Linked DNA regions of Mus musculus: regions 2, 3, 4, 5 and 6 are each linked to region 1. Evidence: chromatin loops called from intact Hi-C (ENCODE). Cell type or tissue: left cerebral cortex. All regions are shown on one strand.

The links. A loop is a pair of places that touch in the nucleus more often than their neighbours do. Peaks named below come from ENCODE experiments on the same cell type or tissue, not always from the same donor. Only the 100,000 strongest peaks of a DNase experiment are listed, where the experiment ranks them.
Region 2: it touches region 1 in a loop (3-fold over the local background); 5 of 42 quality-filtered maps call a loop at or near these places.
Region 3: a loop joins it to region 1, with 12 times the contacts of the local background. A loop is called at or near these places in 17 of 42 quality-filtered maps.
Region 4: a loop joins it to region 1, with 11 times the contacts of the local background. A loop is called at or near these places in 4 of 42 quality-filtered maps.
Region 5: a loop joins it to region 1, with 4 times the contacts of the local background. A loop is called at or near these places in 7 of 42 quality-filtered maps.
Region 6: a loop joins it to region 1, with 7 times the contacts of the local background. A loop is called at or near these places in 13 of 42 quality-filtered maps.

What each region holds. Positions count from the first base shown.
Region 1 is chr4:121,229,973-121,234,972 of GRCm38, reverse strand. It overlaps Gm30102 (a long non-coding RNA gene), which reads right to left and starts at 4,053. Exons shown (of 4, transcript XR_868091.1): 1 at 3,800-4,053; 2 at 3,440-3,723. In left cerebral cortex, a CTCF peak has its summit at 2,662; DNase peaks (open chromatin) are centred at 2,362, 2,676, 3,593 and 3,861; H3K4me3 peaks cover 436 bases.
Region 2 is chr4:122,833,167-122,838,166 of GRCm38, reverse strand. It overlaps Ppt1 (palmitoyl-protein thioesterase 1), which reads right to left and starts at 1,940. Exons shown (of 9, transcript NM_008917.3): 1 at 1,788-1,940. The coding sequence starts at 1,911. In left cerebral cortex, CTCF peaks have their summits at 9 and 1,972 (motif pointing left); DNase peaks (open chromatin) are centred at 1,961 and 2,703; H3K4me3 peaks cover 1,669 bases; H3K27ac peaks cover 1,529 bases.
Region 3 is chr4:121,026,998-121,031,997 of GRCm38, reverse strand. No RefSeq gene overlaps it. Among named protein-coding and RNA genes, the nearest start is that of Col9a2, 10 kb to the left of the region's middle. In left cerebral cortex, CTCF peaks have their summits at 367 (motif pointing right), 2,167 (motif pointing right) and 3,124 (motif pointing left); a DNase peak (open chromatin) is centred at 3,124.
Region 4 is chr4:121,101,474-121,106,473 of GRCm38, reverse strand. It overlaps Tmco2 (transmembrane and coiled-coil domains 2), which reads left to right. Exons shown (of 2, transcript NM_001081312.2): 2 at 420-823. The coding sequence ends at 737. Among named protein-coding and RNA genes, the nearest start is that of Tmco2, 5.2 kb to the left of the region's middle. In left cerebral cortex, no CTCF peak of the experiment used is centred here; a DNase peak (open chromatin) is centred at 2,970.
Region 5 is chr4:122,983,037-122,988,036 of GRCm38, reverse strand. No RefSeq gene overlaps it. Among named protein-coding and RNA genes, the nearest start is that of Mycl, 10 kb to the left of the region's middle. In left cerebral cortex, a CTCF peak has its summit at 2,743 (motif pointing right); DNase peaks (open chromatin) are centred at 2,765 and 4,417; H3K4me3 peaks cover 565 bases; H3K27ac peaks cover 732 bases.
Region 6 is chr4:120,984,493-120,989,492 of GRCm38, reverse strand. Smap2 (small ArfGAP 2) reads left to right here. Exons shown (of 10, transcript NM_133716.3): 2 at 4,165-4,298. Among named protein-coding and RNA genes, the nearest start is that of Mir7015, 14 kb to the right of the region's middle. In left cerebral cortex, a CTCF peak has its summit at 2,903 (motif pointing left); DNase peaks (open chromatin) are centred at 1,042 and 2,832.

The sequences.
Region 1 (5,000 bases):
CATCTTTTGTTGAAAAGGTATCTGTGTGTGTTTATTACTTAATTTTATCTATAAATAGCCATATTTATTTATTTCCCAACCTGTAAAAACATCCTTACTTTGTTAATGTAGCAAACAAATTTCAACTCTGCTTGTGTGCAGACCAGAAGGGAACCTATCTGCTTTGCAATCACCACCACAGTTCAGTTGCATGCAAGCAACACGATGTATATGAGAAAACGACTAGCTGAATTACTAGTGTTAAATACTGAAAAAAAATCAGCAGCTTGTTAACATCTATTTTACTTAACAATGTAGGAAGTTCACAGCCATCAGCAGTGCCTGTGCGATTTTGGGACTGTCTGTGAAGCTGTTACGGTGGTGGACCTTGTAGGTTAAAAATAAATGCCTATTTTCTCTATCATGTGCCAAAGGATCTCTCACAAACTGACCTCATTATTTTCAATCTCATCAAACTGGCCTGACCCTTTGGTATGGCTTTTACTGCTCCCAATGTTAGTATGCATTCTCTTTTTATATTTTGATTCTCAAAAGATATTGATGAGGTTTTTTGTTTGGGTTGGTTGGTTGGTTGGTTGGTTGGTTTTGGAGTCTCTTTCTCTCTCTCTCTCTCTCTCTCTCTCTCTCTCTCTCTCTCTCTCTCTCTCTCTCTCTCTCTCTAGGTTATGTGGAGTAGAGGGAAAGGGGGAAAGCAATCCAATTTTCTTTAAAAGTCAACAGAGTAGGGGCCTTCAAGATGACACAGGCTGTTCAGAATCCTAGCCTGAGGTAGTTGATGGAATTAAGAGATATTCCTGGAAAACAGAAACTGCCCTTAGGCCTCTATTTACATAATATCTATCAATAGAAATCCTTCTGTTACCTAACCTAAATCTTTCTGTTTAGGACATTGTCACCAGTACTGATATTCTTTGGAGGGCCACTTTGGACTTGACACTATGTAGCCCTGTCTAACCCAGAACTCACAATGTGGAGCAGGCTGGCCTCAAAGCCATAGAGATCCACCTATCTTTGCCCCAGAGTGCTGGGATTAAAAGAGTGTACCACCAAGGCCAACCAGAAGGTATTAGTTTGACACGTATGGTGCCAGGGCCCTCTTAGCCACCATGGGCTTTCTCCTCTTTATGTATTATATTCTTATAAAATTTTACTTTGATCCCACAGGAACTCTGATAGTTTCTTGGTGAGTAAGGATGAAGCTGCTACCCATCTCCCTCTGGGGAAATGCCTACTCATTATTTAATAGCAATATATGTATGTACCAAGTAACCATTGTGGTATGTAAGTACAGGTTAGACAAGAGAACTTTACAAGTGCACTAAAGCATTGTGTAGTACATCAAAGTTTTGTACAGAACATCTCATAAAATGAGCTTGCTCATAAACTATGTAATGGAACTGGTCATGGTAGCACAAGCCTGTAATCCTAGCACCTGGGAGAAAGGGGACAGGGCAGGGGGACACAGAGCTCAAGGCCATCCTTATCTATATAGCCAGTTGGAGGCTAGCCTAGGCTACGTAAGACCCTCTCCTAAAAATAAGTAAATGAGCAAATCATTAAACACGGGTTTTTTTTCTGCTTTGCTTTGTTCTGTTGAGACAGGGTCTCACTGTGTAACCCTGGTTGATATGAAATTCTCTATGTAGACCAGGCTACCTTCAAACTCACAGAGTTTACCTGCCTCTGTCTCCTGAGTGCTAGGATTTAAAGCATTCACCACCATTCCTGGTCAGTCACTTCCATTTTTGACACTTTAAATGTCCTGACCACATTTTAACGGTTTTCCATGAGGCTGAAGAGATGACTCTATGGTTAAGAGAGCTTGCTGATTGTGCAAAGGACCAGAGTTCAGTTTCCCAGCACCCTTGCTGGACAGCTCACAGCTGCCTGTAACTCCAACTTCAGAAGGGCATCAGGTATCCGGTATTATTTTCTGTCTGTCCCTTTAAGCCAGTGTCTCTCCCTGAGCCTGTGGTTTGTATTTCCCTGGTTAGACTGGAAGCCAGCAAACCTCATGAACTCTCCTGTCTCCAGGTTTTCAGAGTTGGGTCTATAAGAATGCGTGGAATGCCTGGTTTGGTGTGTGGATGCTGAGATGCCAACTCCAATCCTCACAGCTTTACAAGTGCTCCTAACCATTGAGTCATCTTCTCTAGTCTCTATTCTCATGTTTTAATTTTTTACTAAATTTTTAAATTATATTTATTCCTTCATTCGTGTGTGTGTGTGTGTGTGTGTGTGTGTGTGTGTGTACCACAGCACCAGTGTGAAAACCAGAAGACAGCTTGTGGGAGTCTGTTCTTTCTTCCCATCATGTGGGTCCCAGGGATAGAACTCAACTAATCAGTCTTTGTGGCAAGCTGCCTGAGCAGCCCACTGGTCCATTGGTTTGACTTTAAAATAGATTCTTAATTCTGTGCAGTTCTGAGGCAAGATTTCCAGGTTTAAGCACACATACGCACATGCACATGTGTACGCACACATTTTCAGTTGGGGAGGGCTTTACAATTTAATTCTATTTCATGCACTTTTTAAAAAAAAATTCTCAGTCGCCAACAAATCTTAAAAACTAAAATTCTTAAACCAGTCCACTGGCAAAAATAGCTAAATTAATGGGCCAAAAAGAGTATGCAGAACTTCCGAAGTATATAAGAGCTGCAGCCAGCAGGGTGTGCTGTGGGACTGGCCTGCTGTCTTCTTTAAAACAGATTTCACCATCGGAGTTTTAAAAAGAATATTTTAATGAGAGGCTCTACCAGCAGCTGACTGAGACAGATGCAGATACTGACAGCCAGCTATTGAACTGAGGTCGAGACCCCTATTTAAGAGTTAGGGGAAGGACTGAAAGAGCTGAAGGGGATTGCAATCCCATAGGAAGAACAACAGTATCAACTTACCCAGACCCCTCAGAACTCCCAGAGACTAAGTCACCAACCAAAGAGCATACATGGGCTGGTCCGTGGCCCCAGACACATATACAGCAGAGGATTGCCTTGTCTGGCCTCAGTGGGAAAGGATGCACTTAATCCTGTAGGAACTTGATACCCCAGGGAAGGGGGATGCTGGTGGGGTGAGGTGAGGGTGGGTAGGTGGATGGGGAGCACCTTATCAGAAGAAAAGGGGAGGGTAGAGGAGATGAGGAACTCGGGGGAGAGGGGGACAAGGAGGGGGGGCAACATTTGGAATGTAAATAAATAAAATAATTTAGTTTTAAAAAAGAATATTTTAAAGCTACCAAGAGACATGTTCTGGTTTGGTAGAGTAAAATATGCGAGTTAAAAATGAATGTTAGGTTTAAAACAGTGATAGGAACTCTGGGGATGAGAAATAAAGGGGCTTGCAGTTGGTGATGAGAGAGCAAAGCCACAAGAGGAAGGACAGGGCTTAGGGAAAAAACAAAGCGGTCTTGGCAGCCTCTAACTGGCACCTGCAGCCTCACCTCTTACCGGGAGTGGACCGCCCCCAGCTCCTGGCAAGGTGCTAGACGTTAGGTAACCAAGGAAAACCACCGTTGCATCTTGGTAGCTGTATCCGCCGCGGTTCCTTTGTGGTTGAATGTCTTGAAGCTGTAGTGAGGCTGTTCCCACCGGAGCAGAAAGAAACTCTCCAGGGCATCCTCCCACACGTGTGCGGTAACAAAGGGTCTGCAGCCTCAAAAGGCCTCACTCCCTTGTAATATCATTTGCATCCCTCATCTTGTGTGGCGATTATAGGAGGAAGCACCTAAAAGAAAAGAAGATCTGGCCCACTATATTTTAGACAGAAGAGGAGTCACCTTACTCATGAATATGCCACTCACCTCATAAATATTCATGCAGACTTCCTTAAAAGCCACAATACAGCATCGCGTGCTGCTCTCCACTTTGAGGCAGTCTACTCCACGCAGTCTTTGAAGTTCTTGCTTTGCTTAGCTGTGCTTAGTTTTGCTTCTACACCTTTGTTACGTAAACTTCTGCTCAAACTGAATTCATCCACTCAACAAGATAAAAACCTATGGCTGGCAAGAAGGTTGGGCAAACCTAACAATCTAGCTAGATCCCTTAAAAAGCCTGACACACTGGCACCTATTTATAATTCCAGCATTCCTATGGTGAGACGGGAGAAACCCATGAGTGTCAACTGCCTTAGAATATGCACCATGGCAGAAGCAAGAGAAACCCTGACTCAAAAACAAGGCAGAAGGAAAGAGCTGCTTCCCAAGGTTGTCCTCTCCCCCACCCCATACACTCACATAATCATGATAATAATAATAAAAATAAAAAGATTTTTAATTAGGTTTGCTTGTTTAGATGGGGGCTTTGCTATGTAGACCATAATGGCCTCAAACTCACAGAGATTCTCCCCGCTGCCTTCCTCATCCAGTGCTGAGATTAAAAACAAGTGCCACTGTACCCAGCTTTTTAAAATGTATGTATTATTTATTTTAAAAATGAAGGCTCTTTTTCTTCTTTCCCCTTCCACGCTCCCTGCCACTCCTTTTCTTCTTCTCTCTCTCTCTCTCACAATAAACCTCTAAAAAAAAAAAAAAAAAAAAAAGGCCAAGATCCATTTGTGCTTGTGCGTGCATTTAATTCCAGCACTTGAGAGGCAGAGGCAGGTGGGTCTCTCCGAATTTGAGGCCAGTCTTGTCTACTCAGTAAGTTCCAGGACAGCCAGGACCACACAGAAACCCGGTCTTGAAAACCCTAAATTAATGAATTATTTTAATTAATTATTAATTAAAAATAAGAATAAAATGAAATAGAAGCCAAGGACCTAAAGAGCCCTGCAATCTCTGCCATATTTCTCTTGTGTTGACTTCTGAGTGAACTAGTTAGTGAACTAGTTGCTAATAATTAGTTTATCAAGCAAATCAAACTGATGGAAAGCCAAATTAAAAAAAAAAAAAACTGTTGTCTAAACCCACTCATACTATTTATTTTGACACTCATGTAAGATGTCTATGTAACAAAGGGCTTTCCAACAAGACCAAGACACAGTCTCTTCTGAGGTTCATGTTT
Region 2 (5,000 bases), 1.6 Mb before region 1:
GAGTAAACCACATGGTGGCTCACAAACCATCTGTAATGGAATCTGATTCCCTATTCTGGTGTGTTTGAAGACAACTACAGTGTGTGTGTATATATACATATATATACACACACACAATACACACACACACACTTGATTTTTTAAAATATATGTGTATATATATGTATATGTATGTATGTATGTGTATGTATGTGTATGTATGTGTATGTATGTATGTATGTGTATATATATATATATAGTTTTAAATCTGAGCTCCCAAAGAAAATGCCTGTTGTTGGTTCTGTTGACAAGCACCTGAATTCCCTGTGATCTCAGCTGACTGTTCTCAATCCCTTTTCTTCTAATGACAACTTCTCCCCAGAGCTCATAGCCACAGCTTTTGTTCAGTGATCACTTAGGGTATGCATAGACATCTAGTGTCAGAAATAGATCCTTTCAACGTCATTTTTAATTTTAATTATATGGGTCTTCCCATGTAGCTCTGGCTGATGTGGAACTTGCCATGTAGATCATGCAGGCCTCAAACTCGGGGTGTTCCTCCTGCTTCTGCCTCCGGAGTGCTGGGGAGTTACATTCCTAAACTAGCTCTTTACAGTTGCTAGCTAGCACAAAGGGCTTAGAACAGTTCTTTACAAATGTAAATTCTACCACCTCACAAGTTCCTAGTGAAATTCCAAGTCCTTACACTAATCTTAAAAGCCCCAGCATACTTGTCCACCCTCTTATTCCCTTGCTCCCGCTGCTCCTGCTACACTGCTCTGCATGCTAGTCTGCCAAGCTCAGGGCCTTTGCACCTGCTGCTCCTGTGACCACATGTCCCTATGGCATCTTCCCTCGTCCTCCTTTTTTTCTTCTCTTTTTTCCTTCTTTTATTTTTTTTATTGGATATTTTCTTTATTTACATTTAAATGTTTTCCCCTTTCCAGGTCTCCCCATCGGAACCCCCCTATCCAATCCCCCCTCCCCCTGACTCTATGAGGGTGTTCCCCACCCACCCACTCCTGTCTTCCCTCCCTGGCATTCCCCTACACTGGGGCATCGAACATTCTCAGGTTCAAGGGCCTCTCCTCCTACTGATGTCCAAGTCCATCCTCTGCCACATAGGCAGCTGGAGCCATGGGTCCCTCCATGTGTACTCTTTAGTTGGTGGTCCAATCCCTGGGAGCTCCGGGGGGGTGGGGCGGGAGGGAGGATCTGGCCAGTTGCTCCCTCCATGGTGCTGCATCCTCTTAAGCTCTACTCAGTTGTCACTCTTGGGTGAATCCCGTTTCCTGTTCTAACTTGCTCCGTAGAAGCACAAGCTCACACCTGAGGCTCTATCTTCTGTTTTCACTGCACTCCTGGCCATTTGACAAGTTTCCCGTATTTCCTTATAATACGTTTCCCCCACTGGACAGCAAGTTCCAGAAAGATGAGAATGCTTCATGCTCAGGTATAGCAGGTGCTCTGAGGTAACTGTATAAAGGACATGAAGGCCCCTGGTAGATCTCTATTCAGATGTGAAGGAATGAAAGCCTGAGTGTGCAGTCCAGCTCTGCAGGGGCAGGCTGGACTGACTGTGAGATACTGCAGGCTGATGCTACTGCTGCCAGGATTTTAACAAAGCATAAACCAAGCCGTGCACAATACTCACTGAGCACTCACTAAAGACACCTGGTTGTCGTCCCTTCCGTGCAGAGCAACAAATCCGAAAACCTTGGACTAGGCGGGTGCTGTGGAATCCCTATCGTCTTTCCAGATTTAAGAACCGAGGGGGGAAAAGGATGCCCCCGTCCACGCCCACTCACCCATCCCATGCCAGATCACCAGCGGTGGTGGTGAAGGTGGGTCCAGATGCCCCAGGGCCCAGGCGGCGCAGCACCAAGGCAGCAGAGCGGCAGCTAGCAGCCTCCGCGAACAGGACGACGCCATCTTAGCAATCACATGACCGCGGGGACTGTGGACCAAAGTAATTCCGGTGGCCACGCCCCCTGCCGGGCTCTGCATCCTGACAGAGACGTTTATTCATTGCTTAACACCCACCAGACTCTACTATATAAGGGCTTTCCATCTTTTAATTGATCTTATGCACTGCTCTCATTTTACACCCAAGGACGCCTAGGTGACAATTCCCCCTTCCCCCTACGGAACTTTGCCTTCTCTTTCAGCTGTGTATTAGCAGAAAAGAGCTGTTTATTCGCTAACAATTATGTCATTTGCACGTAATTTTAATTCTATGTGTGGGCGTTTCATATGTGTACGGCTCGCGTTCTACAGCGCATGTGTGGAGGCCAGAGAACCGCTTGCAGGAGCGGTCAGAGGGATTGAACTGAGGTCATCCATCAGGCTTGGCTGCAGGTGCTTTCCCCCTAGGAGACTGTTTTTATTTTAGCACATGTGTGAGAAATTAGGTAAGGTCCTCGGAGGCGGAGGCAGAAAACTCTTCAGCACAGTGCCATAGTACTTATAGCCCTTGGAAGAAAAGGCTCAGTGTCGGGACTGGGGAAGGGAGACTTGATTTTCATCCAGGGCAAGTTATATCATGGTGAGGTTTGGTTTGGATCGTAAAGCTAAGATGGGGTTTCAAAAGCTAAAGATGTAATTAGGGAGGAGGAAGTTTGGACTCCTGAAGAGGGAAAAAAGTATCTTATTAAAGATGTAATAAGACTTCCAGGCTGTCATGGACTCTCAGGTATTTCATGTACTAGGAAGATGGGAAACATAGCTACGTCCTATCCAAGCTCCACTCTGGTTTATTATAGCCCAGAGGCTCCTGTCTATGCTCCCACATCTTTTCTAGATTCCCTCAGTGCAGCCTCGGCACCTCAATGACAGTGTCAAACATTTTTTCCCCTAAAAAAGCATTAAAAATGTTTAAAGGAATCTGTTAAATAGGGTGTATTCACGGTACAGTGGGACTCTCTGACACCGGCTTTATAAAGGATGAAGTAGTCTTGTAGAGAGCGACATATGAAAAATCTAGAAGAATAACCGGTTGTGCACCCACATGAAACCCTTCTGTACCACCCCACTGAAACCAGCAGTTACTTAGTAATTGGAAAGCCAATTAAAATACAGGATTAGGATGCATTATACAGTGCACAGTCTGATAAGCGTTGGGCCAGCTAGATTGTTCAGCTGGATAAAACAATGGCCACTAAGCCATTCCTGATCCTTTCCTCTTGAGAACTATGATAGCTTGAGGTTAAAAAAAACAAGTTGTGCAAGCTGTCTTCTGAGCTCTATACACCGACAGTCACATGTCCCCATAGAGACTCATAAACACACAATGTAAACAAATAAATCAGAGTAAAAACAAAGGAAAGCAAAAATAGGCCCGGGGCCAGGAAGACAGCTCTGTCTTTAAAGTGCTTGCTGCTTCAGCGTAGAATCTGAGTTGGATGGCCACACCCGCAGGTGTAGGGAAGTGCAATCCCAGTGTGGAGGAGGCAAAGACAAGGGGATCCCTGGGTTTTGCTGGCTGCCGGGCCACAGTCTAATCAGATCGCCAGGTTCCAGGTTCAGTGGGAGCCTTTGTCTCAGATATGAGGTGAGAGGGATGGAGAAAGAAACCAGATAGGTCTCAGTAGCCCAAGTTGGCCTGGAATTTTCTATGTAGCTTCGAATGACTGAACTCTTGCTTTTCCTGTCCCTGCCTCGAAAGTGCTGGGATTATAGGCTTTGGCCACCATACTCAGCTCATTCTTTACTTTATACATTGCTGTATGATTTGTGTTTTTATAGCAAGGATTCAAGGATACATAGCAAGGCTGGCTTGCTGGCTCTCTCTCTCTCTCTCTCTCTCTCTCTCTCTCTCTCTCTCTCTGTATGTCTCTGTCTCTCTCTTTCCAACTTGGGGCAGCTGTCCTGCCTCTGCCTCCTTGCTAGAATTACAGTTATTTTTCACCATACAGTCTATGGAAATAACTTCTAAAATCAGAATATAGTGATATATGTACACATTGAAAATTGCACATAAACTGCTTCAGCAGCAAGAAGTTGCAGTGGCAAACATGGGGAAAGCAACCTTTTTCTCCTTACTATTTGCAACCACACCATACTCCAAAGACCTATGGAATAGAAGGAAAAACAATTATTAGTTTAGAAAATGGATTGAGAAGCATATTAAATCAGGGATAGTTTTTTTTTTTAAATAAAATTTTGGTTTATTTGTGTGTGTGTGTGTGTGTGTGTGTGTGTGTGTGTGTGTGTAGCTATGTGTATAAATGCACAAATCCCATGTCGCACATATGGAGATTAGAGGACTACTTCCAGGAGTCAGTTTTCTCCTTCTACTTCTACCACTTTGGGTCCCAGAGATGGTTGCCCACTGGTGGCAGGTGCCTTTTCCCTTCTGAGCCATCTTGCTGGCCCAAGTATTTTGTTTGTATTCTGTATATGAGAAGTATGTTCTTGGGTTGGTGGTGTGGCTCAAAGGCAGAGCAATTGGATCCAAGGCATGGGTTGAAGAGAGGGATGGAGAAAGGGGAAGAAGGCAGTGTGTGTGTGTGTGTGTGTGTGTGTGTTGGATTGAAGTTTCCACACATGCCCATGAGGTAGGTTGTTTCTATTTCTCTGATTTCCCACGTAACATTAGTGTTCTTCATTTTTGAGTTTGGGGGAGATATGCTAAAATCTCCTCTTGTAATAATAATAGTGGGTTTTGCTCTCTTTGGCCCATCTCTTCTCTTGACAGTCTCATGTTCAAATATTTTAATCAGATAGTTAAAATTGTCTACAGGAGAACTGACAAGAGTTATTACTTCCTCTGAATTTGGTTTTAGGAGGAAATGTCTAGTGGGAGATAAGTACAGTTCTCTCAATTTAAGTTGTGATTTTAATAAGGAGCCCCCAATATTACAAAGTCTTAGTTTCCATATTAACTCCAAATAGAACTGAAAGCAAGTACTGAACTCCCAGACAGTTCCCCAAATAATGTGTATCATGCAAGAAACTGTGGGAACTGAGAAGCACCCAAATGCTCTCCAATTTCAGATTTCTTTTTTTTTTTTTGTACAAAA
Region 3 (5,000 bases), 200 kb after region 1:
TGCCCATTGTGGAGCACAGTCCCCTTCAGATGCCTGTTGATCAAGACATAGAACTGTCAGCTCCTTCTCCACCACCACGTCTGCCCGGACACTGCCATGCTTCCCACCACAGTAATAATGGATGACCCTCTGAAACTGTAAGCCAGCCCAAATTAAATGGTTTCTTTTATAACAGTTGCCATGGAGTCTCTTCACAACAATAAAACCCTAACTAAAACTCTGTGTGTGTGTGTGTGTGTGTGTGTGTTCATCCCCCTTGGTTCTGTTCCTCCTGAGAGCCCTTACTAAAACATTTTTTGAAATTTAAGTATTTTTTTAAATGTAGGCGTGCTCTGTCTTCATTACACCTGTATGCCAGAAGAGGGCAACAGATCCCTTTATAGATGCTCATAAGTTACCATGTAGTTGCTGGGAATTGGACTCAGGACCTCTGGAAGAGCAGCCAGTGCTCCTAACCTCTGAGCCACCTCACGAGCTCACAGAAACTTTTTTTTTCATCTTTCCATTTTATTTATTGGGGGACGGAGCTTCACTCTACAGCAAGCATACGGAGGTCAGAGGACAACTTGTGGGAGTTGATTTGATTGATGCTCTCTTGCTCTCCCTTCCATCATATGTGTTCCTGAGTTTGAACTCGGGTTGGCAGGCTGATGGCAGATGCCTTTACCTGCTGAGCCATGTCATCAGCCCCAGATCTCTTATTTTAAATGATGAGTCACTTTCTAGTTGATAGCTACTTTGGGCCACCTTCCTGAGCCTTAATTCATTTCATTTGCGTATCAATCCATCCATCCATCAATCAATCTTGTGTGTGTGCCTGGGTGTGTATGTATGTGTACCATATGCATGTAGGACTGCAGGGGCCAGAAAATGACACAGGATCCCCTAAAACTGGAGTTACCAATGGTTATTAGCCATTGATCTGAACCCTGGTCTTCTGCAAGAACAAGAAGTGTCCTTAACTGCATCTCTCTAGCCCCACTTCATTAGGCACTGTTGCCAACTGTACATTTTAACCAGAGTTTATAATTGTTATTAGTGAGTGGTTGGCATTATGCAGCTCACCCAACCAAGACTAAAATGGAAACCTGCTAATTCAGCAATATACTAGCTGTTACCAAGCCTCCCCTTGTATAACAGGTGCGAGTTGCATTGGGCAAAGGAGATGTCCTTCCCTGAGGTCATGGGTGGTTGCAGATCCAACAAGACAGAAATTGGAACATAAAGGGGACTGTGAAGACCTAGATATCGACACCCTAGAGACACTTTGCTGGAGACCGTCTTTGTAGCCTCGCTCTCAGTAGCCCTTTATTCACGTAAAGTCCTCTCCCCCCCCCCCACCCCTCCCCATCCTTCCTTCTGGAAATGCTTGCTTGTACTCCAGTGGCGATGCTTAGGTTATTAGTGCTGTGGATTCACATTAACCCCCCCCCATGACTTCCCAGTGAAACCTAACACATTTCATCTGGAATTCTATTCTGTTTCTTCTAAACATTTTCTGCTATGATTATTTCCTTTATGTGTACATGTGTATGCATGTGTGTTGCACAGGCCTGCCTTCCTTCCTTCCTTCCTTCCTTCCTTCCTTCCTTCCTTCCTTCCTCCCTCCCTCCCTCCCTCCCTCCCTCCCTCCCTTCCTTCCTTCCTTCCTTCCTTCCTTCCTCTCTATTTCTATGTAGCTAAGGATGACCATGAATTCCGTACCCTCTGGTCTCTACTTCCCAAATGCAGGGATTACATGGTTTAAGAGGTGCTGGGGAGATCAGACCCTGGGCTTCCCTCATGTTGACTAAGCAGTTGGCATCTGTGCTGGATGTCCAGCCCCTCTTTAGGACTGAATTTATATTGTAAAGAACACACAGATCTGAGACTTAACATCTCTTGTCCCACTCTTCAGTCTGCCTGGGGGAATTATCAGGCACAGAGTCCCTGCCTTAGCCATAATGAATATTCTCTCTCAATGCCACACTTCCCAAATACTCAGTCCTCACCTTAACTCAGTGAGGGTATGTCCTCTGATCATGTCTGTTTTTTTTTTCTTTTTTCTTTTTTGGTTTATTTGTTCATTTAATTTATTATTGTTGTTTTTGTTATTTTTAATATTTATTTATTTTTATTATGTATACAGTGTTCTACTTGCATGTATGCCTGCATGCCAGAAGAGGGCACCAGATCTTATTAGAGATGGTTCATGAGCCATGAAGTTGTTAGGAATTGAACTCAGGTCCTATGGAAGAGCAGCCAGTGAGTGCTCTTAACCACTGAGCCATCTCTCCAGCCACATCGCTGGTTTTGTTTGTTTGTTTGTTTGTTTGTTTGTTTTCGAGACAGGGTTTCTCTGTATCGCCCTGGCTGTCCTGGAACCCACGCCTGGCTCACATCGTTGTTTTTTAAGACAGGGTTTCTCTGTGTAGCCTTGGCTATCCTGGAAATCACTCTATAGACCAAGTTGGCCTAGAACTCACAGAGATCTGCTGGCCTCTGTCTCCCAAGTGCTGCAGTTATCACCTGGTGAGACTTATTTTTGTTTTATTTTGTATGTATGAGTGTTTTGCTTAAACGTATGTATATGCACCGTATGCAGCTCTTGGTGCACACGGAGGTCGGAAGGGATGTTCAATCCCCTGGAACTGAAGTTATGGATGGTTGTGAGCCATGGTGTGATTGCTTGAAACTGAATCAGGGTCCCCTGCAAGAGCAGCAAGCGCTCTAACCACTGAGTATTGTCTCAGTAATGTCAGCCCTGACTTACATCTGTTTGTTTAATGCCAAATAAGACAGGCTTGGCGGAAGGGACTTTCCCAAGACCACACATCTGCGTGATTACCATTGTTTCCTGTTCAACATGGTTCCCAGTGACCAGACTTGCTCCCTTCTCCACTGAGACCACAGCATGGGGATATGGGTATGTACAGAAAGAAATGACAGAGGGCAGAAGATTGTTACAAGTTTTCATTTAGCTGGTTCTGAACTTTCAGAGAAGACTCCTTGAAATCATAAGTTTGATGTGAGGCCCGGGAAACTCTAGGAATGTTTCAGTTCCCTAAGCTCTAATTGGCGGTAAGACAGCCCGGACACCTCCAAAAACCGAAATCAGGCTGGCTGGTGCGGTGGCGCCACCTCGTGGTCATTATTCACAGCACCTCATGCTGGTGACTAATAAAATAGCCCATTTCTCTGGAGCTCTATGGGAAGAAGACAAACACGTGAGAACACAGTTTGGGCACAGCTAGTGAGATGGCTCAGCGGATAAGACGCAAAGTGCCTGATGTTCTGGGACCTGTGTTCCATCCACATGGTGGAAAGAAAGAAGCAATTCCCACGAGTGTGTGAACTGGCACACAAATAGCCTGTCTTTGAAAAAGAACTCGGGCTGGGCAGTGATGACAGCGATGGATATCTTTAGTCTAATCTCAGCCCTTAGAAGGTAGCCGCAAGCAGATCTCTCTGAGTTCTCAGCCTACCTGGTCTACACAGAGAAACCCTGTCTCAAACAAACAAACAAACAAACAAAAAAAGAAACAAGCAAAACCAGACAAAACAAACAAACAAAGAAAAAAAACCTCAACAACAAAATAACTCAGTTGGGGGACAGATCATGGCTTTCAAGAATCAGAACTAGGCAGCCCTCCAGGATTTGTGTAGCAATGACTGTTCTGGAACTCACTCTGGTAGACATTCTGGCCTTGAACTTATAAATCTGTCTGCCTCTGCCTCCCAAGTGCTGGGATTGTCACTACTACCCAGCTAAGAGCTTGCTGCTTTTACTGAAGACCCAAGTTTGGTTTCTAGCACCCACACTGGGCAGCTGACAACTTCCTGTAACTGCAGCTCCGGGAGATCTGAAGCCACTTTTGGCCTCCACAGTCACACATCTGCACAACACACCCCTTCCTCATAAATGCATAAAATTTTATATACACAAGATTAAAGATAATTTAAAACATTTAGAATTTGGATTCAAATACACTTAGAGTTTCATTTGCCTATGTATTGGCTGAGTGACCAGGGCGAGTAAGTCACTTCATCTCTTTGATCTTCATTGTCCTCATTTGTAACGTGGAGAGCATGCGTATGCCAGGCCCTCTTTACAGCCAAGGCATGTTTAACATGGTGCCCAGAAAGCTTTAGGTGTTTACTTTAGGCAGAAGGCACTTTGTAAGCAAAGGTAGGAAGAAAAACATGTATTCAGACTATTCAGACGACAGTAAGTGACAGCCAATCCTGCTTCCCTGATGGAGAGGAGTCTCAGCTGGTTAGTCCCATGCAAAGGCAGGGGATGCAGTGGAACAGGGGGTGAGTCTCTTTGGGAGTGTTTGTTTATCTTAAAGGCATAAAACGTGTGTGTGTGTGTGTGTGTGTGTGTGTGTGTGTGTGTGTGTGTGTGTGTGATGTATATATAAGTGCAGGTGCCCTCAGAGGCTAGAAAAGGGCAGCAGCCTGTAGTTATAGGAGGTTGTAAGGTGCCCACCTACGCACACGCTGGGTCTCAAATTCTGGTCCTTTGCAAAACCAGCAAGTGCTCTTAACTACTGAGCCATCTCTCCAGCCATTTGCTTTTATTTATTTTTTTTGAAATAGGGGCTTACTTTGTTGCCTAGGCTGGCCTAGAATTAACAGTCCTCCTACTTCAGCCTCCTGAGTGCTGAGATTACAGGCATGAAAGCCACACCAAACTCTAAGAAAGAAAAAAATAGCTCATAAAAGGATCCCGAGGGCTGGAGAGATAGCCCAGTGGTTAAGAGCACTGATTGCTCTTCCAGAGGTCCTGAGTTCAATTCCCAGCAACCACATGGTGGCTCATAACCATCTGTAATAGGATCTGATGCCCTCTTCTGGTGTGTCTGAAGACAGCTACAGTCTACTCATATACATAAAGCAAACCTTTAAAAACAAAACAAACAAACAAACAAACAAAGGAGCCGGAACCGCCCTGGGAGCAGCTCCGTGCTCAGCTAGGCCTAGTCCTCAGCAGATCTGCCCCCCAAGAGTGTGGTTTG
Region 4 (5,000 bases), 130 kb after region 1:
ATTAAAAGTAGAGAGGCTGGAGAGATGGCTCGGCAAAGACAAGAGCATTGGCTACTCTCCCACAGAACCCAGGTCTGGTTCCAAGCACCCACACAGCAGCTTACAACCATCTGTAACTCCAGTTTCAGGAGAGCCAAACCTCTCTTTTTGCCTCCTTGGGCACCAGCCAGGCATATAACTGGTATATTTACATACATGAAAACAAAACACGCATACCCATAAAATAATAAGGTATATCTTTAAAAGATTTTAAAAACAATTAAAAGTAGGTGTGAAGATGTTCTGTTGAAGGGAAAGCTTGGCTTAGAAATGGGGGATGGATGGTTGTTACTAGGAGATCTTTATTCTGCTTTGGCTCTGTGGCTAACTGTGACATTTCATGCACATGACAGAGTGACACTGGTCTTGTTTCGTTTTAGAAAATAGTGATGTTTGTGATCACACTCTACCAACTTTACAAGAAGGGCTCAGACTTTTTTCAGGTTTTGCTAGCCAACCCAGAAGGAAGCGGTCGCCAGATTCAAGACAATAATAATATCTTCCTGTCGTTGGGTCTGCAAGAGAAAATTTTGAAAAAACTTCAGATGGTGGAGAACAAAGTGCGAGACCTGGAGGGGATAATCGTCGCCCGGAAACCTGCTTCGAAGCGGGACTGCTCCTCTGAACCCTACTGCAGCTGCTCTGACTGTCAGAGTCCCTTGCCCACATCAGGGTTCACTTCCACATCTGAAATGTGATGAACTCCAATCTTTTCCAGAAAAGCACTGCTTCCCTCATGTGTGCAGTGGTGTATCAATAAAATAGAGAACTATATTGAAACCACACTGCAAAGATCTGGTTCTCTCTTCAGCAGGGCCCAGTATCTACTTTGTATGCAGTGGATAATGTGGGGTAATGATAGCTGGAAATGTCTCCAAGGATGGGTTCTATGGCTTGGTGGTAAAACATTTGCCTGGCACAAACAGGTAGGGTGCTGACTCAGCAGGCTTGGGGCCTCATGGTAATGCAAGATAGCCAGACTGGAGCAGATGGAGAAAGGAGAGAGGGTGGTCAGGGTTGTGATTTTGAGGTCCATGCTGAAGACATTGGAGAAGCCAGTCACAGAGGGCCATGTTTTGCAAATAGGTTGTCTCAAGCTGGTCCTTGTTGTAAGAAGTATATGCAGTCTGACTGGGGACTCCTGAATTACTCAGAGATGAGTAAAGGTGAGAATATACATGAAGGAGAATGTGGTGGGGGGGTTGTTTGTTTTTTAAGCAAGGTTTCACTAGGTAGCCCCAGCATGGCCTGGAACCTGTGTGTGTGTGTGTGTGTGTGTGTGTGTGTGTGTGTGTGTGTGTGTGTGTGTATTGGGGTGGAGAGTGGGGCTGGGAGCATTACTGTCTGCATGTCTGTAACCACTTGCTTTCCTGGTGTCTATAGAGGCCAAAAGAAGTTATTTGATACCCTAGAACTAGAGTAACAGGCAGCTATAAGTTCCCATGTGGGCACTAGAAATCAAACTTGGGCCCTCTGCAAGAGCAACAGTGCTCTTAACTGCTGAGCCATCTTTCCATCCCCAAATATGCTCTTATTTTATAAACTATGATTTGCCCCACTATATCCAGCTCACTAACAGACTGATGATAGAATTTTACAATTTATGTTTATGTTATCAAATTTTCTATTTTTAATTTGATCAGCTACTTATGAATTGCAATGATAATCAGAAGAATTCTAATTTTTTAATCGTGTCATTTTAACTATACATAAAATAAAAATAATGTTAATGATAGTTCAGAAGAATCCTAACAAAGCCTCCAGTTGTGAGGAGTTACTATCTGCCAACATACCCACTTCAACTAGGTGGCCGATCTGTCTTTCAAGGCCCTTAAGGCCTGCACTCCCAGAGATCTCTCTGCCTACTTCCATAACCTTGTACAACAATCAGGCAAGTCCTTTACAGACTTTCTCATGAGGGTTACTGAGGCAGTGGAGAGAAGGGTCGATTTAGGACCCACCTGAAACATGTTTGTTTAAACAATTGGATTGGGAGGGTCTTAATGCCCCAATCCGCAATGTGGTGGCAGCAGTCCATAATGATGACCTTCATAAATGGGTAGCAGCCACCAAAGACCTTGACCCTAGGGCAGGCAGCTGGAGCTGCAGAAAGACAAGTCTGTAGGGACTGCCCTTAACGCTAGGCCAAGAACAAAGTGCCCTTGCTGTAATAAAGTATTTCGCTGGGCACGAGACTGCAGGTCTCAGAACTCTGATATGTTTTAATTCTAAAATGAGTGCCCGTCAGCCTTGTCAATAAGAGGGTACTTCTCCAAGCCTACTGTATATTAAGCTCGCCTCATGTTTCTATATTCACCCATAATGACTATACACCTAGATGGAATTCCATTGTTGCTGATGTGTCTCGTACACTTTGGGACAGGGACGTATTAGGGGATATAGGTGTCGTTCTTACAACGGACAGTTGGGCCTTCTTTGATGACATCATGGATCCAGCTAAAAGGGGAATCGCCCCCAAGTCTAAGAGAGACTTGCCCACCCTGGGCCTCCTGCCATCACAGAACCTGACCCCATACCGTTGGCCTGGGTATCACTTGCCAATATCTGGGTTGATCAATGGCCAAACATTGAACCAAAATTGTCCACACTCAAAGAACTGGTTGAGGAGCAACTTACACTTGGTCACTTAGAACCTTCAACCAGTAGACAAAACACCCCCATCTTTGTCATAAAAAAAGAAGTCAGAAAAATCTAGACTCTTACAAGATATGAGCGCTATCAGTGAACAAATGGAAGAAATGGGGACTACTCAGGAGGGACTGACTCATCCTGGTGCCCTCCCACAGACTGGTGATGGAGATTAAGGATTGCCTTTTCCAAATCCCCTGGCACCATAGGACAGATGCCGCTTTGCCTTTACAGTGTGGGAACCTAATATGCAAAACCCAGCTAAGAGACACCAGTGGACAGTCCTCCCACGGGGAATGAAAAATAGTCCCACCATCTGCCAGCCTTATGTGTCTGAGGCACTACGGGCAGCCCCTAAAGATATTTTGATCATCCACTATATGGACAACATTATGCTGGCACATCCTGATTCATCTCTTTCACAAGGAGCTACCTCACAGCTCTCCTAAAAGACTTAGAAGAGCTTAATCTGTGGGTTGGCCCGAAAAAAAAAAATGCAGTCAGTTGTCCCCTCCCTTCCCCCCTCCCCCATATACCTTTCTGGAATTAGCAGATTAGACTGCTGGCTTTCTCTATTTCTCGGACCTACTCCCTTGTGGAGCTTCAATCATTGTGTGGGCCTGTTAATTGGGTAAAGTTATTTCTCCTGATCCCCAATCAAGAGATGAGAAGTCTCTTCTCCTTATTGGAGAGCCCTGATAGCCCCTCTACTAAGAACGTCCCCACCCAGGACACTAAGAGACACCTGCAGAAGATAATGACCTACTTGTCTGACTCAAGCCTTAATAGACATAACCCTTTAAGGCCTTTGCTGGCAATAATTATGTGGACTACAGAGGGACCCTGTGGCAAAATGGGCCCCTCATCTGGCTGCACTAAGCTCAGATCTACATAAGGTAGCTTTCTAATATGAAATCACCTTTAAACTTGCTCTTAAGACAAGGGGCCACACTCCTCCATTGTTGATGGATTGCAAGCTTGTACAACCACTCTGGAAATCAGTCTGGCGGTTCCTCAGAAAATTGGACATAGTACTACCAGAGGATCCCGCAATACCTCTCCTGGGCATATATCCAGAAGATGTCCCAACCGGTAAGAAGGACACATGCTCCACTATGTTCATAGCAGCCTTATTTATAATAGCCAGAAGCTGGAAAGAACCCAGATGCTCCTCAACAGAGGAATGGATACAGAAAATGTGGTATATTTACACAATGGAGTACTACTCAGCTATTGAAAAGAATGAATTTATGAAATTCCTAGGCAAATGGATGGACCTGGAGGGCATCATCCTGAGTGAGGTAACCCAATCACAAAGGAACTCACACAATATGTACTCACTGATAAGTGGATATTAGCCCAGGAACTTAGGATACCCAAGATATAAGATGCAATTTGCTAAACGCATGAAACTCAAGAAGAACGAAGACCAAAGTGTGGACACTTTGCCCCTTCTTAGAATTGGGAACAAAACACCCATGGAAGGAGTTACAGAGACAAAGTTTGGTGCTGAGACAAAAGGATGGACCATCTAGAGACTGCCATATCCGGGGATCCATCCCATAATCAGCTTCCAAACGCTGACACCATTGCACACACTAGCAAGATTTTGCTGAAAGGACCCAGATGTAGCTGTCTCTTGTGAGACTATGCCGGGGCCTAGCAAACACAGAAGTGGATGCTCACAGTCAGCTATTGGATGGATCACAGGGCCCCCAATGGAGGAGCTAGAGAAAGTACCCAAGGAGCTAAAGGGATCTGCAACCCTATAGGTGGAACAACAATATAAACTAACCAGTACCCCGGAGCTCTTGACTCTAGCTGCATATGTATCAAAAGATGGCCTAGTTAGCCATCACTGCAAAGAGAGGCCCATTGGACTTGCAAAGTTTATATGCCCCAGTACTGGGGAACTCCAGGGCCAAAAAGTGGGAGTGGGTGGGTAGGGGAGTGGGGGGCGGAGAGTATGGGGGACTTTTGGGATAGCATTGGAAATGTAAATGAGGAAAATACCTAATAAAAATATTTTTAAAAAAAAAGACAAGGGGCTTGGTGAGAAGAACTTATAATAAGGAACCTGATAAGATACTACTGCCCTTTTCTCTTAAGCACTCTCAGTCTTTATGGGCAGATTCCCTTCGTTTTCAAGAAATGATGACAGGCACTGTTGTTAACCACCTGTTGGCCCTTCCCCATTTACCTATTGAAATTGAGCCCTTGCAGCCTACCCAATTTCTAGCCCAATCTCTAAGGCCACTATGGCCTTCTCCGGTGCCAACAAACAAAGATATTGATTTTACTACAGAGGCCAG
Region 5 (5,000 bases), 1.8 Mb before region 1:
CCTAAACCTAAAGCATCATGAAACTGGTGGTGTGAGTGGGGATGACACCACGTGTGTTCCACCCTCACTCAGCGGGAAACCTGTTCTTCCTTTCACAGGACAGCACTTCTTACTTTCATCATCAGATTGGGCCAGGCAGTGTGGAGGGCTTTCAGGAGGAAGGAAATTCAATCTGAGCCTTGAGGATGTCTAGGATTCCGGGGGCTGGGGATGCAGCATGGGCAAGGCTCTGAGTCTGACGCCCAGCACTGCAAAAACCAAGTTTCCCAGTAGAAATGAAGGGACACAGCAGAGGACGAGAAAGGAACATCTGAAGCCTTTAACCAGATCAAGGGCTCATTTTTCATTCCATATCAGTGGTTCTGTTATCTCTGCTTGGGTTTCACTGCAAAGCCACACTTCCCTTGGAACCCTCTAAGGAATGCGGCCTTGCCCCTAAGCGCTGTGGGAAAAGGGTTCTTGGTGACTTTGTGCTCAGCTCTGCAGACAAGCCTGAGGAAGTGGCCAGGCCCAGAAGGGCAACAGCAGCTTTCACAAAGAGAAGCAGGTTGTGCAGAAGCTGTCTCTTAACACTTAAAGGCTGAACCAAACTAGATCAGCTGGTACCAATCCTCAATTTCCCCATCTGTAAGGTGGTTATCTCCACTAGGCAATGCAGTGCAGAATTAAACTGCAGTCTGCTTAGTGTGGTGACTTGCCCAGCCACGAGAACTTCCAAAGTATCAGTTTTATGCTCTAAAAATAAATAAATAAATAAATAAATAAATAAATAAATAAATAAATAAATAATAATAAAATGGTGGTGGGGTTTGAGCCAATGATCTTGGGATTCCTAGCTAAGGCTTAACTGCTTGCCAGAGAAGCTGGAGAGAAAAATGATGGGGTGTGTGCCATGGGTTTGGGGAGAAAGAAACCCAAGTGGATTTGCACGGTGGGAAGAACATGTCCCAAGATTCCAAGCACCGCGAGGGAAAGGGTGGTCTGAGCTCAGCTCTGTATCTGATTGGCTCCTGTTCCTTCTCTGTGGACATCCAGCCTTGCAACCCAAAGTGGCTGTTCCAGTTTGCCTTCTCGGAGAGAGATTGATAACTGGAAAGGGAGGGCTGGCCCCTAAGCTTGAAGGGCTCGAGTAGCCATTCTGAGCTGCTACATCGGCTACAGGATTGCGAACTGTGCCTGTGCACAAACTGCAGGGCCACAGAGTGCCTACGGAGGTCAGGGCACAACTCACTGGGGTTGATTCTCTCCCACCATGGTAGACTCCAAACGCAGTAAGCACTTTAACCAGTTGAGCCATCTCACTGGCTCTAGATTATCTGTTTGTTTGTTCACGTGTACATGTGTATGTGCTCAGGTGAATGCAGGTGTGAGCAGGTGCCAAAGGAGGACAGACAAGGGTCACAAATCTGGAGATGGAGTTACACTCAGCATGAGTTGCCCAAAGTGCTAGAAATTGAACTCTGGTCCTCTGCAAGAGCAGTATACTCTTTAAACCAAACACTGAGGCATTTCTCCAGTGCATGTATGTGTGTGTGTGTGTGTGTGTGTGTGATGTTTGTGTATGTGTGTGAGTGATGTGTGTATGATGTATGTTTGTATGTGTGTGAGTGATGTGTGTATGATGTATGTTTGTATGTGTGTGAGCAATGTGTGTATGATGTATGTTTGTATGTGTGTGAGCGATGTGTGTATGATGTATGTTTGTATGTGTAAGTGTATGTATATGAGTGACGTGTGTACGTGTGTATGATTTGTATATGTATGTGTGTGTTTATCTGTGTATGTGTATAATTTGTGTATGTGTGTTTGTGTGTGTTTGTATGATGTGTATGTTGTATGTATGTGTGTGTGTTTGTATGATGTATGTGTATGATGTGTATGTGTGTATGTGTATGAGGCATGGCATGTGTATGGAGGTCAGAGATGACCTTGAGTGTCAGTTTTCACCTTCTGTCTTCTTTAAGATAGGGTCTCTTTGTTGCATATGATTGTATTTAACCCAGACTACCTACCTGGCCTTTGGGCTTCCAGGACTTCACTTCTTTCTACCTTCCTTCTCATTGTTGATGTTCTGGGAATACAGATACACGCTACTTTATGTGGGTTCCAGGGATCTGAATTCCTGACCTCACAATATGGTAAAAGCTTTATGCACTGAGCCATTTCTCCAGCTGATAAGAAATCCTGGAGATAATGCCATTCACAGAGATGGAATCCCAGGTGTGTAGTACTTCCAGACAATTGAGAAGCTATTGGTCTTCCTTCCTTCCCTTCTTCCTTCCTTCCTTCCTTCCTTCCTTCCTTCCTTCCTTCCTTCCTTCCTTTCTCCTCCCTCCCTCCCTCCCTCCCTCCCTCCCTCCCTCCCTCCCTCTCTCCTTCCTTCCTCCCTTCCTTCTTTCCTTTCTTCCTTCCTTCCTACTTTTTCCTAGACAGAGTTTCACTGTGTAGCCCTGGCTGTCCTGGAACACACTCTGTAGACCAGGCTGGCCTCGAACTTGCAGAGATCTGCCTGCCTCTGCCTCCTGAGTGCTAGGATTTAACGGTATGCACCACCACTGCCAGGCTATTGTCTTTCTTGAAAGGACTTTTTATGTGTATACATTCATGTGTAGAGATACATAAATAAGTCTATTTTTAAAAAAGGAACTCTTGACCACGTGTCACGTAAACCTCGAGACTGTACTGTGTTGTGCTCTGGGCACAGCTGCAGTTACTTGGAAATGATGATTCTGTCCACTAGAGGGAAACCCAGGCTCGAGAGATGGAGAAGCCACTCAATCCAATCCACAGCTGAGGACCTGAGTAATGATGTAAACCCAGTGTTGTGTGGGAGCTGGCTTGTACCGGCTTGATGAGAGACACTGGTTGCGTTTTCAGACCTCATGGGAGCGGGTTGTTAACCACAGTCATTAAAAATTAGGCTATACAAACTTGCACTTAAATCAACCAAATGAAAAATGACTGCAGGCAGGCATGGTGGCACATGCCTATAATCTCAGCCCTTGGGAGGAAGAAGATCCATAGTTCAAGACTGGCTCAGACCATGAGACCCTATCTCAAAATAAATGATAAAATGACTGCAAACATAATTTTTTCATTTCTTACTATATTTTACTGGTACCATCACTCTGTTACACAGGGGGTATTATAGAGAAGTATGCTATTGTCTATCTTTAAAACTGGTAACTTGAAGTTGGCCATGAAAGAATATTTACTTCAGGGAAACCTACACATGCTACAAACCAGGGTTCTTCACTCCTGATTCCTCTCCACCGTAGATTGCTTTAAATACCTGGTATAACATCCCTGCATCCCTGTTTAGGTCTTTTCCACCCAGATGTTGTACTGAGGGGCTGGGCTTTTCCAGTTCTGACCAGAGACACATTCAGAAATATCCCTGTGGAGGGACTGGTCCACGTTATCAGGCCCTGCTGTTGGGGGCCTCTTGGATGTGTCCACCACTGTGCTATTGTCCAAGCGTGGCCTGAAGGTGCTAGCTGCAGGCTCAGGCTCTGTAACAGCTGCAGCCTGCTCCAGAGACTCAGCATGCCTAGTGGTGAAGGGAGCATCACCATCTCTCTGCCTGCGATGGAACACAGTCTCTCACTGGCAGGGAGCTTCCTGAGGGTCAGGGTTAGCTAGTTTTACCTGTGTCTCCCCGCTGGCTTTAGAACACAGCAGTATAAGACACTGAAGTGGGAATGAAGCTTGTGATACCTGCTAGCAACATGATCAGAAAACAAGGTGAATTCTCACCATCTCACCTCTCTCCTTTTAAAATCGTGTGTGTGTGTGTGTGTGTGTGTGTGTGTGTGTGTGTGTGTGTGTGGTATGTGACTTGAGGAGGTCTCCTTCTGACATGTGAGATCCTGGACTGACTGAACTCGGGTGAACAGACTTGGAGACAGGCACCCTTTCCTGTTGAGTCATCTTTCCAACCCAGGTAAATACTTGTTTATCATCAGGTCTGGCTTCTGTGTATGCACAATGAGTTCATCCAAGCAAAGCTCTCATCCGACTATTTCCATAACCAAGAAGGTGTCCCATGACGTAAAAGGTACTGAATTAAAGGGGCACGCCTTGTTACCCTGGTACTGTGTGTTAAGGAAGGAAGTAGGGAGGCAATGGGGCAAAAGACAAGGAGGATATGTGATGGCCACACAGCTGAAAAGTGCACCCTGAACACCAGCTCTCTGAGCCAAGACACTGCCAAGTGCTCCATACTTGATTAGGGGTACCTCTTTCCTATGGTCATCCCGCCCACCTTTGCTTGGGCTCTGGGGCTGGGATGCAGGCAGCGGACGTGGCAGGCCCAGGGCTGTGCTGCAGGAAGCAGCGGTCGGGGCTGTCCTGAGCCTCAAAGCAACGGAAGGGAGGGAGCGGCCAACACCTGCATTGTGCGAGCCCCGCTCCCCGCTGAGCCACCGAGGACCCCCTTGAGCACATTCTTGGGTCAGGGCTGTGGTTCTCAGGCACATATAGAATGAACCAGAAGAGGATTCTATGCTTTGGCTCATTGAGACATTCGTTTGCTCTTTCAGGCATCCATTTTTGAGCGGAGGCACCGGTAAACGCAAACACAGCTCATGATCTCACACATCTTTGGCTCTTCTAAATTGGAGGCAGTTTCTGCAGAGTAGCTTGGAATCGTGGCTCCTCTACCAACTAGAGGAATGGACTTCTCTGAGTTTCTCCGTGTCGGGAGTGTGCTAGGCGTTCGTTCCATTGCTCTGGAGACTGCTAGAGTCAAGGAATTCTGCCCGAGGCACATCAGCAGCTAGTAAATAGCCGAGGGTTTTTAAAAGCTAATTTTTATTGTTATTATGACAAAAGAAGTGAAGGATGAACTGCAAGGAGCCCGAAACTGCAAACTGGAAGCCTGCACGGTGGTTTTTAAAACGTTTCAAATTGATTCGAAACATTGAAAAGTTGTGAAATTTCAACGCTGTCTGGTGTCTTTTGGGGGAAAAAAACATTAACAACGGGAGAGGCTGTGTTTT
Region 6 (5,000 bases), 250 kb after region 1:
AGAGGGGGACTGGAGAGATGACTTAGTGGTTAGGAGCACTTACTGCTTTTGTAGAGGACTGAGGTTTAGTTCCCAGCACCCACATGGTAGATTACAACCATCCCTAAGATGGGTCCCAGGGAAAAGGGCACCCTCTTCTGGCCTTCACAGGTACCAGGCACACATACAGTATCCCTAAATACATGTAGGCAAAACGCTCATACACATAAAATGAAAATAAATAAATCTTTTTGTTTGTTTGTTTGTTTGCTTGTTTGTTTGAAGACAGGGTTTCTCTGTGTAGCCCTGGCTGTCCTGGAACTCACTCTGTAGACTAGGCTGGCCTCAAACTCAGAAATCCACCTGCCTCTGCCTCCCAAGTGCTGGGATTAAAGGCGTGCGCCACCACCGCCCGGCTAAATAAATCTTTTTTTAAAGAAAGGAAATGGATAGATTCAGGAAGTTTCTGGGTACACCGAATAGGGCTAGACAGAAAATGAAGAGATTCTTGCTTCGCACGTCCCTGTTAACCCTGGTAGCTCTGGTGGGCATGGGGTCAGTGACAAGCTGCAGTGGCTGCAGCAGGTATTCAGGGTTTAGTGCTGTCCAGAGTGGAGTACAAGCTGGACATTGCTTGCATGCTTTCCACCAGCTCTCAGGCATCAGAGTGTGTGTGTGCAGTGTGTATAAGCCCAGATTTTTCCTTACTAGGTGGATATATTTTACACTTGATTTTTTAAAATTGATCAACCAAATCTACCTGCTTTCTTTGTTTTCATGAGTTCTTCATCGCAGAACGACTCCTGTCAGTGTGAAGTAGGCAGTACCTCCAGAACCTGTGCTGTAGCTCCTGTGGCGTGTGCTCCGCAGACTCCTTTTGCGTCCAGAACCGTTGAGAACATTACTTTGCATCACCTCTTTCCAGGCTTAGTTTCAGGATGATGTCTCTGGGAGAGTTGCAGGATCACCAGGTGTAAGCAGATGCTGCAAGGCCTTGCAGCAGTGATGTCAAGCACTGTGGAATCTGAGCATCCCCCATCCAAGCTGGCAGCTTGGACATCTGTGTATGAGTGCTAGCACATGCTGGCACAAGGACAAGGATTGCGTGCAGAGGATCGCAGCCAGGGCGGTTAAGTTATATGCTTTGGACTATTTTGGAGGAAATAAAGTTGTTTAAAATTTTGTGTTTCTTGCATCACTGAATGGTTCCATTCTACTGTAGTAACCATTTTTGTGTATTTTACCATGCATCTCATAAAACACATATAATAAATTTTATTTTAAAATAAAGGGAGTGGAGAAAGCCAGGACTTGGTACAGGCCTATAATCCCACACCTGCAGAAGCAGAGGAGGAGGAATTGCTACAGGTTAGAGGTTAATGACGGCTACATAGTGAGATCTTGTCTCAAAATGGGAAAAAGCACAACAAACAGCACCCCCAACATCCTGAAGTATTGGACAGCGTTGGGGCGACATGCGTGAGTCTGTTTACTGGTCCTTCGGTGGAGATTGATGGGAAGTGTGTCCTGGAATCCTCCTGTATCGTGTTCTTATGTGCAGGCGCTACTTATTGTTGTTCTCTCTGTTTAGGCAATTTGACGTAGGTGTTATAAAACACATTTTATAGATGGAGAAACTGAAGCCTGGGAAGTACAAGTTTCTCAAGGTCATATTGGTAATCACTGATGGAGCCGCAGTCTTTTCTGACTTCACAGACTATACTTTTAATAACTATACCATTTCCCCACATTTTCAGCCATATAAACTAGGGGAACGTGTTGAAGCTTGAGGCCCAAAGTCTAGCGTATTAGGCAAGGGCTTTACTACTGAGCTCCACTCCTAGCCCATAAGTAACTTTTTTTTTCTTCCTTGGTTTCACGGACTCTTATGGGTTGTGTAGTTGGTGACTGTTATAAGTCTAGTTGCTCAAAACTGAAAGAGAACTCAGGTTGAAGGGCTGTGGTTGAGCTTTAGCCTGGAATGCATGAGGTCATTGGTTTAGACTCAGGTTCAGGGAGGTCAGGTGAGGGAGAGAGACCGAGTAAGGTAGAAATGAGAAGTGTCACCATCTCACTGGCGAAGTGTGGGAGGGATGCTGGGAGGGAAGACTGTGGGGGTGGGAGAGGAAGGGAGGCTGTCACCTGGCTGCTTATGAAAAGGTAGTTGCCTGTATTTCTACTCTGGGGTCTTTGCAAGTGTGTAGACTCAGGGCAGGAAGACTTTTAAGACTGTAAGTGTCTGGAGATCCCACAGTGATGCTGGTATCTTAGGTGACTGTAGACTGCTTTCTCTTGACTTAGACCCAGAATGTAGATAGCCTAATCTTCCATAGCTAACTTCTTTCCAAAAATTTTATTAAGTTTGTTTGCTTGCTTATTTATATTTATTCATTGTGTGTGTGTTGTGTTGTTTGTGTGGTGGGGTCCTATTGCATGTGTGGAGACCAGAGGACAGCTTGTGAGAATTCATTCTGTCCTTCTGTGTAGATTCTAGGATTGTATTCAGGTCACCAGCCTCGGTGGCAAGTGCCATGACCTGTGGAGCTATCTCACTGGCCTCATCTTAGCTATCTCGATTTCAAGACTCTCGAATCTAGAACACAGAAAAAATGCCAAAGAAGTATGAAATAATTGATATTTATTTGGTTGATCCCATTAAAAAATGTAAAGATCATAGGGTAGAAACAAAACCAGAAATTCACACCATGAGAAACCTCCTTCACGTTGGTTTGGCTCTTTCCTTTTGCAGCTGTATGACACCCCACTACCAGGAACAAGTATGTGAGGCGTTGTGTGTCTCGGAGTCTGTGGGAGACTGCGCAGTCAGCTAGGGACTAGAGAGATTGAAGATCTTTCAGAAGATAAAAACCTGAACCAGTGAAAATAGCAATAAACTTCCAAGCAGAGAGCACCCCCTGGTGGTGACGAGGAAGACTTGCACCTCCTGTCATTCTGTATTTTGCCATAATGGACTTTACCTGAATCAAAATAGTCTCTTTCTAATAATAATTATGGATTCAGATTTCTAAGAGTTCCCACGAGACTCTAGCATTTGTTTATCAATACTGCTGTCAAATATCTCAGGCTGGGCAACTTTCTTATTCCAAGCACAGGCCTGCTAATCTCTGTAGAAAGCCAGCAGCATTGGCATCACTTCAACCTCTAATTGTGATACTGTGCTGAATCCATGTCATTAGTTTCTGAGGAACGGTGGAGAAGGAACCACGTCAGATTTTTCAGTCAGTCTTGGTAACTGTCATATAAGTCTTTTTCCCCCCATATAAAATTATGAGAAACAGTTTGGAGATTTTGCGGAGGTATTATTAGGGTAAAGAGAACTGTCAGGGGATAGGAGATTCTATACCTTTTTTTAAACTCATGTGTGAGATTTCTCTTTGTACTAATAAGCTTTCAGGTAACTACATTATCTGGCAATTCTGAATCTAGATAATTCTGTAGTTGGGTAAAGTAGGGACATCAGCCCGGCTTAGGGATCTTGTTAGGTTAATGTGGATGCATATTTTATAGGCTGGAGGAAGGAGAGGATACCAGCGTTTTCAGTTTCAGCATGAGCCTGGCTGGCCTGCAATGCATGTATCCTTTTTCCTAGGAAGAAAGCTGAATCCAGGCCCCTCACCTTTACAGCATCTTCCACTGTTGGTGTAAGGTGCCAGGTTAGAGAGACTTAGATGTGGCTTTCCACCACTCTCCTGGGAGTTTTCTTCATACAAGTGACAAAGTACTATGACATGTATTTTAGCACTGATTAGACACTAAAAGCATGTCTTGTGCCTTCACGTTACATAGTTCCATGTATATTAGATGTCTGAAACTGGCAAGTCCTAGGCAGAAAGTAGACCTGTGATTGCCAGGGACTGGGCGCTAAGGGCCGGTGGGGAGCAGGGATACAGAGTACCTACTAGTAGGTTTGGGATTTGAGTGATAAAACTTCTGGATTTAGAGTGGTGATCACCATGCAGCGGTGTGACTGCCCTGGGAACCTCTGTACTGTATACTCAGAGTTTAAGCTGAAAGTCAAATAAATGTTGATCTACAGGAATGAATAAAGTCAGTAAAAAGGGTAATTGCAGTAAAATCTCATTTGGTTTTAGCCAAAATGCTGCTTGATAATCTAAGTAGCACAGACGAGCATTCTCATAATCTGTCCTGTCTCGCTCTCCACAGGGCCGAGATGGGCCTCCTGGAACATCGGGGTGTTCATCTGCATTCGGTGTGCTGGGATCCACAGGAATTTGGGGGTGCATATATCCAGGGTAAAATCAGTGAACCTCGACCAGTGGACTCAAGAACAGATTCAGGTACCAGCACAGCCTTTAGCCAGCTTCTCTTGTACCCATGTAAGAGCAGTTTCAGGTTGAATGCTAAATTGATCATGAAGGTGAAGAAAAAGGAGAAGGAAAACTTAATAGTTGTCAAACACGTTTGTCAAATTCTAATTTTTATTGTATTTATTTACTTATTTGGGACAGGGTCTCACTGGGTGGCCTGGAACTCATAGAGATCTCCTTGCTTTACCCTCTGAGAGCTAGAATTAAGAGCATGTGCCACTGTACCCAGCAAAATTTTATTTTTCTTGTTGTTTTGTGACAAGCAAGCCTCTAACTCTTTCTGTACTTACCTTAGCCTCCCAAGAACTGAGATTATAGGTGTGTTTTTCTATTAGTAAAATTATTATTCTTTTAAGATGGTGGGACCTTTGGCAGTTACCGATACAACACTTGTAGTTTTAGATGTATGTAGGCAGCCATTTAAAACACAAAACCACAAAAAACACTTTCTGAGCTAAGGGTATAGCCCAGTGAGGGAGCGTTCACCTAACCTGTAGGAAGCTTGCTGGTTTTGATCCCCAGTATTAAAAAGAACAAACCAACTTTCAAACCATAGACTACTCATTTTCTTCCTTGTTTAGAGATTGAGCGAGGGCCTCACATACACTAGGCAGAAACTCTAAGCTGTGCCCCTGAGCTATGATTCCAGCTTTAGCATAATGTTATGTTGCT